Regions from separate parts of the Homo sapiens genome. Here region 1 is linked to region 2. Evidence: chromatin contacts called from ENCODE Hi-C or POLR2A ChIA-PET data. All regions are on one chromosome and are shown on one strand. The core of a region is the stretch at or near the end of the contact, and the rest is flanking DNA. Distances in the headings are between cores, read along the strand shown. Region 1 holds the start of GABBR1 (gamma-aminobutyric acid type B receptor subunit 1). Region 2 holds the start of OR2I1 (olfactory receptor family 2 subfamily I member 1 (gene/pseudogene)).

Region 1 (4,744 bases), core at 253-2,752, 83 kb after region 2:
GAGTAGGGCGTGGTCTGTGGGCAGGCTGGGGACAGAGGAAGAGGGATGGGGCACTAGAGGGTGGGAGTGGGGACAGGTACAGATCCCCTGGCTAAAGGACAGAGAGTAAAGGGCCAGGGTTAAAGCTGATGAGAGAACCCACAAGTGGGGAGGGAAGGGTGCTGGGTGGAGGTAAGAAAGAAAAGTAATTAAGAAATCATGAAGGGTATGATATGTGGGTGGAGCTTTTCTTTAAAAAAAAAGGCTAAATGAGGATATTCGAGTTGAATTAGGATAGGAGGATAAAGGGAGGCTAATAAGATCATCTGGACAGCAAAGTGGGACCAAGAAAAGGGAGTAATTGAGGTAGTAATGTGGGGCTGGGAAAGGGGATTGAGGCGGAGAAAATGCACAGGAAGGTGGTATAGTGTAGCAATGTGGGCAGAGAAAAGAGGTGCTGGATAGTAACGTGGGGTGACAGAAGGAGGTCAGCAGTAGTAAAGTCGGGCCGAGCAGAAGGGGTTGCCAGACCGGGATGATATGTGGGACTGATGGGATAGTGATGAGGACCAGAAATGAGGAGATGCAGGGAAAGGGAAGTGGAGCGAAGGAGGGCCGGAGGTCGTCGAAGAAGGATGCACCTTCTGAGGTGGCGTTGGGGGTCTGCGCCCCGCCCGCGCCCGGGGGGCGGAGGAAGAGTGGCGCCAGTAGCAGCAGCAGCAACATCTAAGTGAGAGGCGGCCATGAGGACTGGACCGAGCCCCGCCGGCGCGGCCCGCACCCGGAGACTACTCGACCTCTTGCCGGTTGCCTCGCAGGCTCCGACCGGGCTCAGCCTGGGGACCAAGAGAGCGCCCCGCGGAGGAGGCGGGGGCGGAGCCCCGCGCGGGGTGGGGGGAGAGGAGGAGAGAAAGCCTGTCCCCACCCTCCTCCTGCCTCCCTCGGCCCCCAACCCTCCCGGGACTCCACCTCTCACCACCTCCTCTCCCCCGGCCCCCGCGGCTCGCAGAAGCCTGGCTTACCCACGCTCCCGGCATCGGCCGCCTCAGCGCTCCCCGATTCCATCCCCGCGGTTCCTCCTCTCCCCCAGCCCCGCTTCCCCCAGCTGGGCCCTGCGCCCACTGCCCCCTCCCCCACCACGCCGCGCGCCCCCTCTCCGAGCCCTGCTAACCCGGGGCCCTGGCTCTTACCTCGGCGCGCGGGCCCGGCTCCCCGGCTCTCCCCGGGCCTCAAGGCCCCAGGCCCGGCCGCTCCTCCCCGCTCCCCCCTCCCTTCTCCTCCACCTTTCTCCTCCTCCCGTCCCTCCTCCCCTCGAATCCAGGCTCCAGCCTGGCCAGGGTCTCTCCCCTCCTCTCTCGCTTCCCCCAAACCCCACCCCTGTCTCTTCTTCCCCGGGGCGGCGGCAGCCACGGGAGCGGGGAGCGGGGAGCCGGGAGGGAAGGAGGCGGCGCCGGGGACCAGGGAGAGCTCCCGGGCGGAGGGAAGAAGGAGGGTGCAAGGGAAGGCAGGGCGGGGGGAAGAGAGGGGAAGACCGGGGAGAGGGCGCCTCCCACAACCCGAGCCCCGGGAGCCGCCCCGGATCCCAGCCCCGCCCTGGACCGCCCACAGCGCGGTGGGGCGGGCGGTGGAGAGGCGCGGGGCTGAGAGGTGGGGGAGAGGGAGGTGCCCTGGTGCACACGCACTCGTCGGGGGGCGCCGGTCACTGCCGAGGGACCTGCGGGCCAAACAACTGGAAGCTGGGGTGGGGGAGAGGGAACCCGAGCCAAAGGCAGAGGAGCTGGCGCTGAGACAGGGAGTCTGGGATGAAGGTGGAGAAAGACGGCTGCACAAAGAGAAGGCAGCCCTAGATCCGGGTGAGAGGAGAGAGGCAGAGGCAGATGCCCAGGAGAACTGCGACCGGAGGGCGAGAAAGAAGCCTGGGTCAGAAGGAGGTGGGGGAGGGGGACTGAGGACCACCTAAGCGCAAGAAGGGTTGGGTGTAGAAGAGATTTCTGGGAGACTAGAGCAGCTCCATGGTCCAGCAGCATTGCTACTCGCCTGCTCTGCAGGGAACGCGCAGAACGGATTGGAGGCAAAAAACAAAACAGGGAGGGGGACATCAAGGAGAGAAATTGAAGTACGAAGGGAGTAAAAGGACAAGAGAAAAGAACCTCAGGGTGGTTTAGAAGCCAGTATTACCTGATGTACTCCAGCAGAGCCTAGCAAACAGTATTTCTTGACCAAGGGCAAACTGGAAGCTCTAAAGACAGCAGGTACAGACCTTTTTGACGGCTCCAGAAGCTCTTGGCTATACCTTGAAGTGGAGGGGTGTGTGTGTGTGTGTGTGTGTGTGTGTGTGTGTGTGTGTGTGTGTGTGTTGTGCTGTTGTTGTTCGTAGGCCTGAGTTTGGGCTGGGAGAGGAAACAGTGGGCTCCTTGTTGGGGGGGACAAAAAAAAAGCTGCTTTCTGGCTGGTCCTAGGGGGAAAAATGGTAGGAAGAAACCAAACACTGAGAGACTGACTAGAATTGAGATTCTCAACCTCCAACCCTTTTTTACAATAAATATTTTGTAATGACACTTTTACTGTCCTAAATTGAGATTCATAGATGAGGCTCACGCCTGAAATCCCAGAACTTTGGGAGGCCGAGGCGGACTGATCACTTGAGCTCAGGAGTTTGAGACCAGCCTGGCCTGGCCAGCATGGCGAAACCCCATCTCTACTAAAAATAGAAAAATTAGCGTGGTGTGATGGTGTGCGCCTGTAATCCCAGCTGAGACACCAGAATCGCTTGAACCCGGGAGGCAGAGGTTGCAGTGAGCCAAGATCGCACCACTGCACTCCAGCCTGGGTGACAGAGCAAGACTCCATCTCAAACAAAAAGAAAGGGAAGGAGGGAGAGAAAGTCATAGATGATATAACCTACCTACATACACAACTTTAAACAGAAAGCAAAATGCTTCCCTTTCTGTAACGTAAAGGGGAAATGAAAGAAAAGTAACTTGCAATAAAATAACATAAACAGTATTTTAATGTGTGAGTGCCAAGGCCCGACTACCCTAGAAGTCCTGATGGAGTAAGCAGATGCTTCCACCTATTCACAGAACCACGGGGATGAAACTGCTACCAACACAGGCTGATCCAGGTGCTGAGTTGGTGACTCAACTACCTCCAGCATGTTGCCATCAATGAAGTGATTTAACAAAATGTTGAACAACTCTTGGTAGCAAAGTTAATTTTCCCTAATTTTACACACAACTATAATTGCATTCCTAGAAAGTTCACTGTATATTTAAAAAAAAATTTTAAAACTGTATTAAGTTATAGGCTCAGATAATTAAACACAGGTTTTCACTACGTGAATGTCCTGGGGGACTTTTGAGAATCTGGGTGAGGAACAATTCTTCAACATGTAGGTAGTGCTTTGAAGAATATCTTACACCTCTGCCCCAACCATAAATGTCAATAGTGCCCCTTCCCTTATCACCTGAGGTTGGGAGTTCGAGACCAGCCTGACCAGCGTGGAGAAGCCCCAACTCTACTAAAAATACAAAATTAGCCAGGCATGGTGGTGCATGCCCGTAATCCTAGCTACTCAGGAGGCTGAGGCAGGAGAATCACTTGAACCCGGGAGGCGGAGGTTGCAGTGAGCCAAGATCATGCCATGCCATTGCACTTCAGCCTGGGTGACAAGAGTCAAACTCAGTCAAAAAAAAAAAACAAAAAAAAACAGCTAAAAGATGCATCAAAATGTTAACAAGGATTGCCTCTGGGCCATTAATTGTTGCATAACTTTTCTTTTTTACTTTTTTTTTTTTTAAACAAGAAGTTTATTTAAACAACAAGACGCTTGACTTGAAGGGAAAACTATCTAGGATTCTTTTTTGTTTTAGAGTAATTTATCCCTACTTAAAGACAGATTGCTCTGCATGTAACAGCTAAGTACAAAAAAGTTATAAAATTGTCCTTGGTTTTACAATGATAAATGAAAAACATTAAAATTCTCCAATTGAACAAGGTATGCAAGGATTTTTATGTTGTTGTTTTTTTGTTGTTGTTGTTAAAACAGTGAGAGCAAAATAACTTACTGGAATATAAAGATAAGAGCTGAATGAGCATGCCACTAATGGAGAAAGGGGGTATTTTCACAGAATCAGTATTTTTCCGCCCCGTCTCCACTTGATGTCAATCAAAACATACCATTGGCTGTTTAGTTTTAAAAAAAAAAAGTAATATGCTTGTGCACATATACCAGTTACTTTATGTACAGTAAAGGAATGGGGAAGGGGGAAATGAAAGAATAGAGAAAACTATACGGTAGTAGTCAGGATGTGGTGGAAGCAAATTGCAGTTTTCTAATTGAGAATGTAATCTTGGTCTTTAAAGAACAGAGTTCTGGAGTAAAGAAGCAGGTTCCCTTTTCAGTAGACACCTCCCGTCTGCTGTTGGAACACATCAATTGTATCTTCATCCTCCATTTCCAACTGTGCAGGTGTGTCTGTTTCATTGGTTGCCCGTCGAATCGGAATCTGATCTGCCTCATTGACAATCCCTGTCGTTCACAATAGGCTTTCATTAGTTTACTAAGTGGTGTATGCCTCTTAATCTTAAACTGCACCACAGAACCATCCTGCCCCGCCACCTTCAAATTAATATGATCGTTGTTCTCAGTCTTGACTCCTTCCTTGGGCTTTTCTTCGGCCATGGCGAGCGCCGGAGTCTCCTCAGCTGCCGCTTCACAAAAGAGGTACCAGGTCCGCTCCAAACGAGCACACAAGCAGCACCA
Region 2 (4,590 bases), core at 941-3,440:
AGCTCAGTTTATGGCATGTTAAATCTGAGATGTGTATTAGATACCAAAAGCTGCTGGTGGGTAGACAATTGGACATAGGAATCTGGAGGTTAGGAGAAAAATCCAGCCTGGAAATATAAATTTAGGAGTCATCAGCATATAGATGGTGTACAATGTCATAAGACTGGATGACGGAAGTGCATGTAAAAAAGGAAAGAGGACTGAACCCTAGGCACAGCAGGGAGGAGGAGAAACCAATAAAGGAGATTAAGAAGGAGCAGCTGGGAGACTTTGGTGATTTGAAGCTGTCAGTCAGCTCAGACTGCCATAACAAAATACCATAAACTGGGTGGCTTCAACAACAGAAGTTGATTTCTCACAGTTCTGGAGGCTGGGAAGTTCAAGATCAAGATGCTGGCTGATTTTGTTCCTGGTGATGGCTCTCCTCCTGGCTTGCAGACAACTCCCTACTTGCTGCCTCCTCACGTGGCCTTTCCTCTTTTATAAGGAAACTAATCCTATTTGGCCCTCACCTTTGTGACCTCATTTAACTATAATTACCTCCTAAAATGCCCATTTCAAATACCATCACATTGAGGATTAGATTTTCAACATATGAATTTTGGGGGGGGACACAATTCAGTCCATAGCAGAAGTGAAAGGCATGTTCCAAAAAGGAAAGCTAAGTCCACTCTATTGAAAAGCTTCTAACAGGTCAAGTAACATGAGGACTGAAAACTACTATATCAATGTGGAGGTCAGTTTGTGACCTTCGATGAAAGGTTTCCAGTGCAGAAACCTTGTTGGAGCCAACCCGAAAGAGAATTCAAGGACTTGGATGGTAGCTAGGGGGAAGTGAAGTCAAGAGAAGATTATTTTCTGATGAGTGAAATCAAAGTATGTTTATGTATTGATGGGGATGGTCCACTGGAAGGACAAATTATATTACAGGAAAGAGGGGAAAGATTAGAGTAATGTCCCTGAATAAGTGGAAAGGGATGGAATATAGTGGGCAAGTGGGGGTACTGGCATCAGACAGATGCAAAATAGTATATTCCTAGCAGTATCAGAAGAAAAGGTGGAGTCCCATATGTGAGCACAGATGCAAGTAGGTGAACAGATGGGTTAGTAAGAACTTCTCTTTTTATTGCTTTACATTTTTTCAGTAAAAAATGAAGTAAAATTTTTATCTGAGAAAGATGATATTATTTGAGAGAGAGGAGTACTGGGGATTTGAGGGGAGACCAGAAAGTATGCATGAGTTACGTAGGAGAGGGGAAAGTGAGTGGACTAGGAAAATATGATTATCAATGACATTAGCCCCTTCCTCTTAAAGTAGTGGTCATGAATGTAAAGTGAAACCTCTCAGTGTGGCTATTGGCTTTCCTTCGGCCACAGTCAGCTGAACAAATATAGGGAGAGAGTAGGACTATAGTTGGATTTAAATAGGAAAGCAATTTAGCTGAAAGAGTGTAACAAGTGAAAAGGGCAGGAACATTGATGTATGCAAAGGAGTAATAGTGATTGACGAGACAGTCTAAGCTTGATAGAGAACTGAAGATACAAGGGGCGTGAGGGGCCACGATGAATTTGCGGACCTCTCACTGAGGAAGAAACTGAGAGGAAAGTATAGAAAGATAATCTATGAGGATACTGAATTCACCAAGAATCATCACAGTACTGGAGAGAGTGAGAGGGGATCAGGGACAAAAATCTTCAAGGACGAAGGAGGAGCAAAGGGAAAGAGAATGATGAGAGCCACAAGTGGGGAGGTGGACTTTGGAGCAAAGCTGATGACATAACAGTCAAAGCTACATTCAAAACTAATAATGACTTCAACAAATCTACAAAATTCCTGACAGAAAGGGTTATTTTCCTTGTTTTACAGATGATGACATTGAGAGTCACTGAAGTTAAACAATTAGCTTAAGGTCACTCCATCAGAGAATGAAATTCTAAACCAGTTCCAATTGAATAGTAGAAATATTAATGAGAGGGAATTACGCTGCCTTTGGCCTTCATACACTGCCAGAGGCACACTACCCTAAAGGGACTTTCCCTCCAGAATTTCCTCTTCCCCACTCTTGGGGACTCCTCTCCGGACACCTTCATGCAAAGTACTAATGATAGGAGTGGGACATCTATTCCCCAGAGCTCCATCCTCTCTTCTAAATAACAGGGAACGTTGAGTCCCCTGTTTTTTCTCTAGTGAGAGCACTCATCAGCATGCTTCCTCCTCTCTAACTGTGTCCTTTAGATCCAGGAGGGATATTTGCTACCACCACCAGCTAATGCTGATTTGCTACCAGCACAAGGCCCAGGTCCTTGTCTGGTCTGTACCCCATTACAAGGTTCTCCAGGAACAGACATCACCACCTCTGCCTAGATCCTGAAATTTCACAAATGTAGGTTCTTTCTTACCCGTTCTTTTTATTCCTCTATTTACAAGCACAATGACACCCACCCCTCGTCTTCTTCCTGAAATACCTGGCTCTGATCCCAGGCATCCATTCCAGAAATCAACACAGCTATGCAATTGCATCTTTTATTAAATACTCCCAACTCCATTTCAAATCCAGAGAATCCAGAGCAGGAGCAAGAGACCAACCTATCATCTGGAAACTCAAGGTGTAAACATTAGTGCCAAAGATTAGTCATGAAGGTAAGTTGGGTATTACAGTGCCCTACAACAAAATGGTCTTGTGCCGAGAGCCACATTCTGAAATACCAAGTGAAGTTTGATGACACATTATATTATATATTTCACAACAGATTTGTCTTCTAGATGTGTGAGGGAGATGATGGGTTTATGTGTACAGGTGCACACATGCCTATGTTTTGGGGAATTTGTGCATACATGTAACAAGAATGTTATCTGTGCAGTTTTATTATTGTGTGCCTGTTTTCATGGTGTGGCATATTTGAAGAGGAATGGTTTAGAGCTTGCCAGGCTGAACAGTTATGTGTCCGTGTAATCACCGCATTAAAGAATTTGACCTTTTGTAACTCAACATCTCTAGCCACCATTGGTCTGTAAGCCTGAATGTCACCTCTCCTACTTTATTCATCTCTGATATGACCCCAAATTATAAAATGATCTATAAATATAGGTAAGACTTTGCATGTCCTTTCATACTCCACAGTCTCTAGCACAGTGGATCCTGGTTGATCAAACAGGAAGGACCTCGAAGTTAGTCAAATATAAGTGGAAAACCTATTAAGCATTTACAAATAATGTGGCCTTGGGCAAGTAATTTAACTTCAGTTACTCTCCTAACATACTCTATAAAATAAGGCTATTGCCTAATATTCAAGTGAGTTAAGATTAGAGTTAATAAATGAAAAGAGCTGTAAATGTTCATAGCAGTTGTATCACTGCCTAGCATAAGAACCCCTTAAAAACCTGTTTCTTAATTTGGGAAACAGATATGACGATAGTTAGCATTTATTAAAGGATGACAGTTAACAACTGCTATGTGCCAGGCCTTGTTCTAACAGCTTTTCATATTTAGCCCACTTAACATATTTCTATTTTCATATGAGGAAACTGAGGCAGAGAGAGGCTAAGTAACATACCCAAGGTTTTCCAGCTAGAAAATGGCAGAGCCAGGACTCAAACCCAGGCAGTCTGGCTGCTGAGCCCTGGTTCTTAATTATGACATTAATGCTTATTCTGCCCAGTGAGGATAAAATGAGTGAAACATAAAATCAAACAGGATGTTTTGGTAGGGAGCAGTGTTTTTTCCCTCTGAAAAATGAAAAATTAGGTTATTGTGATTTTGTAATTTACAGCAGTGAATATGATGTGAAAAATAAGTTATCCATATAATAATTTATGTCAGGAGTCATGCAGCAGAAAGATTTCTGTCCATCACGTAAACTTTCATCCATTACATAACCCATATGTTTCTGTACCATTAAGACACTTGGTTCAACAAGACCCTTGGAGAATGAGGTTCCTTTTGTTCCCTGGGGTTCTCTTTTTATTTTATTTTTGGATTAATATTTGATAGTAAAGCCAAGGATTTGGGACAGGAAACTTAGATGACATCTAGTTCAAACTCCTTGATTTACATATGAAAAAATTGAGACAGAGGGAAATGAAGATTTCCCCATATCATATAACTGGCTAAAGGGAGCTATGTAGGTAAAACCAAGATGTCCTGATATTCTAGTCTACCAGAAAGTGTTCTTTTTTTCTACCCAACTTATTCCTGATTTAAAGGCTAGTATACGTGTGCTGATCTCCCCTCAGTGGGAGGGGCATGGACGTTGGGAGTAGTCTCTATTCACAACAAATTAAAAATCAGTAATCAGCCGTATAATGGGTTGTGTTAGAAAGTAAACTAAGGCCCAATAAAATATTTAAGAGTTTATTTGAGCAGTGATCCAGAAGTGGCTAGGGAGCTCCCCAGAGAGAACATGAGGAGGAGGCTTTTTAGGACAAATAGATAAAAGCAAAGATAATATTTCATTGGTTACAGTTATACAGTTACACAGTTATACAGTTGCCTTATTTGGTCTATCCCATGAGGAAGTCCTAGTTACTAATTACGTTTTTGTTGGCTGCTTCTGATTGGTTGAGCTTAAGTTCTGTGTTTCTTTAACATA

Evidence for each region. Hi-C counts contacts between places; a loop is a spot of excess contacts on that map. ChIA-PET counts read pairs that join two places held with the same protein, here RNA polymerase II (POLR2A). Pooled maps may share reads with other maps.
Region 1: a loop to region 2 is called in a pooled map, with 2.7 times the contacts of the local background. The contact joins the promoter of GABBR1 here to the promoter of OR2I1 in region 2. A Hi-C loop is called at or near these places in 1 of 168 maps with a recorded cell type or tissue (B cell), 1 of 37 single-sample maps with no recorded cell type and 4 of 50 pooled maps. POLR2A ChIA-PET finds 5 or more read pairs at or near these places in 1 of 52 experiments (activated CD4-positive, alpha-beta T cell).

Annotation. Positions count from the first base shown.
Region 1 is chr6:29,631,681-29,636,424 of GRCh38, forward strand. It overlaps GABBR1 (gamma-aminobutyric acid type B receptor subunit 1), which reads right to left and starts at 1,503. Exons shown (of 23, transcript NM_001470.4): 1 at 1,170-1,503; 2 at 621-705. The coding sequence starts at 705. It also overlaps the pseudogene SUMO2P1.
Region 2 is chr6:29,548,217-29,552,806 of GRCh38, forward strand. OR2I1 (olfactory receptor family 2 subfamily I member 1 (gene/pseudogene)) reads left to right here and starts at 2,191. Exons shown (of 2, transcript NM_001396058.1): 1 at 2,191-2,641. The coding sequence starts at 2,636.